Linked DNA regions of Homo sapiens: region 1 is linked to region 2. Evidence: read pairs that join two places in POLR2A ChIA-PET (ENCODE). Cell type or tissue: endothelial cell of umbilical vein. All regions are shown on one strand. Links, peaks and the distances in the headings refer to the core of each region. The heading gives the core; the rest is flanking DNA.

The links. Peaks named below come from ENCODE experiments on the same cell type or tissue, not always from the same donor. Only the 100,000 strongest peaks of a DNase experiment are listed, where the experiment ranks them.
Region 1: POLR2A ChIA-PET joins it to region 2 with 6 read pairs; 5 of 35 experiments call an interaction of 5 or more read pairs at or near these places.

Annotation. Positions count from the first base shown.
Region 1 is chr12:56,617,524-56,620,436 of GRCh38, forward strand. It overlaps BAZ2A (bromodomain adjacent to zinc finger domain 2A), which reads right to left. Exons shown (of 29, transcript NM_001300905.2): 2 at 1-9. The coding sequence starts at 7. Among named protein-coding and RNA genes, the nearest start is that of BAZ2A, 11 kb to the right of the region's middle. In endothelial cell of umbilical vein, for the core only: no CTCF peak of the experiment used is centred there; no DNase peak of the experiment used is centred there.
Region 2 is chr12:56,990,137-56,993,049 of GRCh38, forward strand. The region is part of intron 2 of LOC124902945 (a long non-coding RNA gene); the gene reads right to left. Among named protein-coding and RNA genes, the nearest start is that of ACKR5, 2.9 kb to the right of the region's middle. RefSeq lists a cis regulatory region at 1,018-1,832. In endothelial cell of umbilical vein, for the core only: no CTCF peak of the experiment used is centred there; a DNase peak (open chromatin) is centred at 1,355; H3K27ac peaks cover 266 bases.

The DNA.
Region 1 (2,913 bases), core at 178-2,677, 370 kb before region 2:
CCTCCATTTCTGCAGGAGGGGAGAGAGAGGGAAAAAAAATACTGGCGGTTAAACAAGGTTATGTCACCTGGAATCTTCCAGGGGCAATGACCCCTCCCCTCCACCTACTTACCCTTCTCCTACCTAAGTACTGTGTGAGGGAAGGTACAGAATAAGAAAAGAGAAGGAGAAAATATGCCTCTAGCCTGAGCAATGAACCTATGAAAACAGTCTTTTAAAGCCAGCTTTGTAGATTAAAAAACAAAGCAAGTTAGCGAGAAAAACCAAGATACAAACCTGGAGGAGTCTTCCCTCTGTGTAAGCCCCACTCAGCCCAGGTTACCCTTCTATATTAGATATTAGCCTCTACTGTACCACTTAACATTCTCCATCCTTTTGTTTTTATCCCCAAGGTAAAGTCTCCCTCCCAGGCCCACAAAAGGTTCTCAAAGCCATCTTTTTGACAGAAAAGCATATTTGATAAACACTCTTTGTTTCATTATTAAACTTGAGCTAAACATAATTTCTAATTATCCTATCCATAGCCCTAGATATCTCAAGATAGTAGTTACATTAGTAAAGGGATTTGAAAAGGAGAATACATTTCAGGAAGGTGATCATAATGGCAAACCTCGAATCATCCAGCAATACTTCTACTCTTTATGCTCCCCAAGAACACAGGTCAGAAAAATGTCAGCAGTGGAAAATTGATTAAATATGAGGGTATCCCAAAAAATATTATTCTGTTATGTCTATTATGGTTATTTCCTAATGTTTTAGTTTTGTGGCTTAAATATAAAGAAACGGTCACAGGGAAAATAAAATAGCAAGATACTTATATTTGTAAAGTGCAATGGCTCATTGAGGTATGGCTAAAAAGTTTTTCACCCTTTCTGAATACTACTAAGAATGATAAGAAGCCCTTGATCAGAATGAATTTAACTTTGACAGAGGAAAGGAAAGAAAGCAAGCAGAAGCCAGAATTATTGGTAAACTCTAACATATCAATCGGATTCTTGTGACATCCTAGTGCATACCAACTTGATATGTGAGAAACATAATCTGTCTTGATACAGAAAAAGCAACTCCTTGAATTATGTTACTACATTTTAAAAAAGAGAAGAATTCAGGCCAGGTACGGTGGCTCACCTGAGGTCAGGAGTTCGAGACCAGCCTGACCAACATGGTAATACCCTGTCTCTACTAAAAATACAAAAATTAGCTGGGTGTGGTGGCAGGCACCTGTAATCCCAGCTACTCAGGAGGCTAAGGAAGGAGAATCGCTTGAACCCGCAAGGCAGAGGTTGCAGTGAGCTGAAATTGCGCCATTGCACTCCAGCCTGGGCGACAAGAGTGAAACTCCATCTCAAAAAAAAAAGAATGAATACACTGGTTAAGTACATATATGATGAGGCCTGGCATAGTGGTTCACACCTATAATCCCAATACTTTGGAAGCCAAAGCAGGAGGACTATTTGAGGCTAAGAGTTTAAGACCAAGCTGGATAACATGGCGAGAACCGATCTCTACAAAACATTTTAAAAGTAGCAGGGTGTGAAGGCCAGGCACGGTGGCTCACACCTGAAATCCCAGCACTTTGGGAGGCCGAGGCTGGCGGATCACCTGAGGTCAGGAGTTCAAGACCAGCCTGGCCAACATGGTGAAACCCTACCTCTACTAAAAAATACAAAAATTAGCTGGGCGTGGTGGCAGGCACCTGTAATCCCAGCTGCTCGGGAGGCTGAGGCAGGAGAATTGCTTGGACCTGGGAGACGGAGGTTGCAGTGAGCGGAGATCATGCCATTGCACTCCAGCCTGGGGGACAAGAGCGAGACTTCATCTCAAAAAAAAAAAAAGGAGCAGGGTGTGGTGGGGCACACCTGTGGTCCTAGCTTACTCGAGAGGCTAAGGCAGAAGGATCACTTGAGCCCAGGAGGTCGAGGCTGCAGTGAACCATGATCATGCCACTGCACTCCAGCCTAGGTGACAGAGCATGACCCTGTCTCAAAAAAAAAAAAAAAAAAGAAAAGAAAAGAATATATATGCCCACTGGCCAAAGTCTGCAAGAGTTACATTCATAAATATGCTACATTACTAAAATTAGACACCATTAGTATAAATGTGAATATAACATAAGTCTGAGCATGATATATAAACCCTGCATAGTATGTGGGAATTGTCTGTATCTTAATCAATTTTAACTGAAATTTTAAAAATAAAAATAGGCCAAGCATGGTGGCTCATGCCTGTAATCCTAGTGCTCCAGGAGGCTGAAGCAGGAAGATCACTTGAGGTCAGGAGATCAAGACCAGCTTGGGAAACATAGCAAGGCTCTGTCTCCACAAAAAATAAAAAAGTTAGCTGAGCATGGTGGTTCCTGCCTGTAGTCTCAGTTGCTCAGGAGGATGAGGCAGGAAGATTACTTGAGCCCAAAAGTGCAAGTCCAGCCTATGCACCATAGCAAGACCCCATCTCTAAAAACTAAAAGCAATGTGCATTTGTTGATTTAAGGGAAAAAGTTTTTAGGACTTACTTATCTCCCATATAGGATATCTCATCTTTAGTCTAAATAGGGGTGTCCAATCTTTTGGCTTCCCTGGACCACACTGGAAGAAGTGTCTTGGGCCACACATAAAATACACTAATGAGAGCTGATGAGCTTTAAAAAAAAAAAAAAAATCACAAGAAAATCTCCATGTTATCTTTTAAGAAAGTTTACAAATTGGTATTGGGCCAGATTCAAAGTTGTCCTGGGTGGGCTGGACAAGCTTGCTCTAAATTAAGTAGCAGACCTAAACCTGCCATGCATCAGTGAAAAAATGGAGTCTTTATAGTGAAAAGACCCCAGGTTAGCCAGGCATGATGGTGAGCAGCTGCAGTCCCAGCCACTTGGGAGGCTGAGGCAGGAGGATTGTTTGAGCCTGGGAAGCAGAG
Region 2 (2,913 bases), core at 170-2,669:
GAACTCTTAGACATTGCTGGTGGGAATGTGAACTAGTACAACTTCTATGGAAAACAGTATGCAGATTTTTCAAAAAACTAAAAGTAGAACTGCCATTCGACCCAGCAATCCCACTACTGGGTATTTACTCAAAGGGGAAGAAATCAGTACATTAAAAAGACACCTGCACTAGTATGTTTATCACAGCCCTATTCACAATAGCAAAGACATGGAATCAACCTAAGTGTCCATCAACGAATAAAAGGATAAAGAAAATGTGGTATATATACACAATGGAATACTATTTGGCCATAAAAAGGAATGAAATTATGTCTTTTGCAGCAATGTGGATGGAACTGGAGATCATTATTTTAAGTAAAACAATCGAGGCACAGAAAATCAAATATTGCATGTTCTCACTCATAATGTGAGTGCTAAAAGATGTGTACACATGGATGTGGAGAGTGAAATGGTAAACAGTGAAAACTTGGAAGGAAGAGGGAATGGGAGAGGAGTGGATGATGAGAAATTAGTCAATGGGTACAATGCATGTTATGCTTGTGGTGGATACCCTAAAAGCCCTGGCTTGACCAACATGCAACCTATTCATGTAACAAAACTGCACATGTACCACATCAATCTGTACAAATAAATATTTAAAAACAAAAAACAAAAGAAAAGAAACTGAGATTCAGAAAGGTTAAGTGACCTGCCCAAGATCACACAGCTACCAAGTGGTGGAAAAAAGTGTCAAAAACAGGTCTGACTCAAAAACTGGTGTTATCTCCACAGTGTCTCGTGAAGGGCCGGTGAAGAGGGAAGAACTGAGCAGAGAGAGCCAAGGACAGGGTAGTGGGGCACAGGCTTTGAGGAGCCTGGAAAGCTCCTAATCTGGTACTTCTGGGCAAACCAGATTCCTCTCTAGCTTGGGGAAGCTGGTGGCAGGAGGGCAGAACAACCTCCACGACTAGACTTGGCTTCCTGACTCAGTGGCCTTCTGGAAGTTCACACTGTGGACGCGAGTGCAATTACTGCCAAATCCCTCAGCCTTAACCTGTCCACAAAGCACCTGCCTCCACCCCATAAGCCAGGCACGTGGGTTGATCCCTGGGACAGCCTGCCTCACCCCTTCTGCCAGGGTCCAAGCACAGCCCTTTGCCTAACCTGACCCTGGAAAGTCGTCTGCCTTTATCTCTGCCTCCCAATACCTCCTCCCTGGTACCTTCCTTCCTTTCTGATTGTTGATCGCAAAATCTTGTCTACACTTTTTTGGGGAAAAAAAGTGGGGCGGGGAGGAAAAAGAGTAAATTTCCAGGAATTGTTTCACTGCTGCTGTTTCTGCTGCATAGGGCAAAGCTGCTGGCCTGCTCCTTTTGCCCAGGTTGGCGAGGAGCCTGGCCTCCTGCTCCTCCCTCTTTCTCTTCCTCCCAGTCTCTCTCTTTCCAGCTGCACCCCACCCCCTAAAAAGCCCCACATGAAAACTGCAGAGCTATCACTTATTTCTTCCTGAGGGAGGAGCTTTCCCTCTGAGCCTCTGCCAGAAGGAACCACCATCACTTCCTCTTTCTACAAATACACATTGGGTGACAGGAATAGGTGGGAGAAGGCAGCAGGTAGAGGTGAGGCTGCAGGGGGGATGTCTCCATATGGGAAGGACAATTCAGAGACCCAGGAGACAGGAGCCACTAAAGGGCAGTCTTGTGAGGAACGGAAGTGGTCACAGATGTGGCCATCTGGAGAGGACAAAGACCAGACCAGGGCCTTCCTTGGAGGGTGCTTGATCTAGGACAGGCTTCATTTGCATGGGTCAAAAGCATGTAGTGGGAAGGGGAAATTCTCAGAAGGCTCCTTACTGAAGAAAAATATCAATGGGATAGAAACTAAGACCCTAAAGGGAGAGAATAAGAGCAAAACTAACTGAAAAATCGAAGTAAGCCACATTTCACACTGTCATGGTTCATCATGATGGTTTTTTGTTTTTGTTTTGTTTTGTTTTTTTGAGACAGAGTCTCACTCCACGGCCCAGGCTGGAGTGCAGTGGCGTGATCTCAGCTCACTGCAACCTCCGCCTCCTGGGTTCAAGAGATTCTCCTGCCTAAGCCTACTGTGTAGCTGGGATTACAGGCATGCACCACCACGCCTGGAATTTTTGCATTTTTAGTAGAGACAAGGTTTTACCATGTTGGCCAGGCTGGTCTCGAATTCCTGACCTCAGGTGATACACCTGTCTCAGCCTCCCAAAGTGCCAAGATTACAAGCATGAGCCACCTAGCCTAGCCCATTATTTTTTTTTTTTTTTTTTTTTTTTAGGAGATGGGATCTAGCTCTCTAGATCCCATCACCCAGGCTTCAGTGCAGCAGGGTGATCATGGCTCACTGCAGCCTTGAATTCCTAGTCTCAAGCGATCCTCCCACCTCGGCCTCCCAAATACAGACTGTACCACCACAACTGGCTATTTTATTTTTTGTAGAGATGGGGGTCTCATCTTGTTGCCCAGGCTGGTCTCAAACTCCTGGGCTCAAGCAGTCTTCCCACTTCGGCCTCCCAAAATGCTGGGATTACTGGTGTGAGCTACTGCACCGGCCATGATAGATTTTGTGATCTTGGAGTGATCTGATATGTAAGTGGAAGGTTTAAGAAAACTACAAAACTACAAAATGAAAAATATTCCCTTCCATGGAGATAAATGGTGCTGATGGTTGCACAGCAGTGTAAATGCACTTAGCGCCACTGAATTGTACACTTAAAAATGGTTAACGTGGTAAACCTTACATATATTTTACCATAATAAAAGAATCAGTGAGCAAACTTTTAAAAAATGTTCTCTTTGAGTGGATAAAGAAAATGTGGTGTGTGTGTGTGTATATATATATATATATATATGGGAATATTACTCAGCCATGAAAGGAAATGAAGTACGGATGCATGCTCCA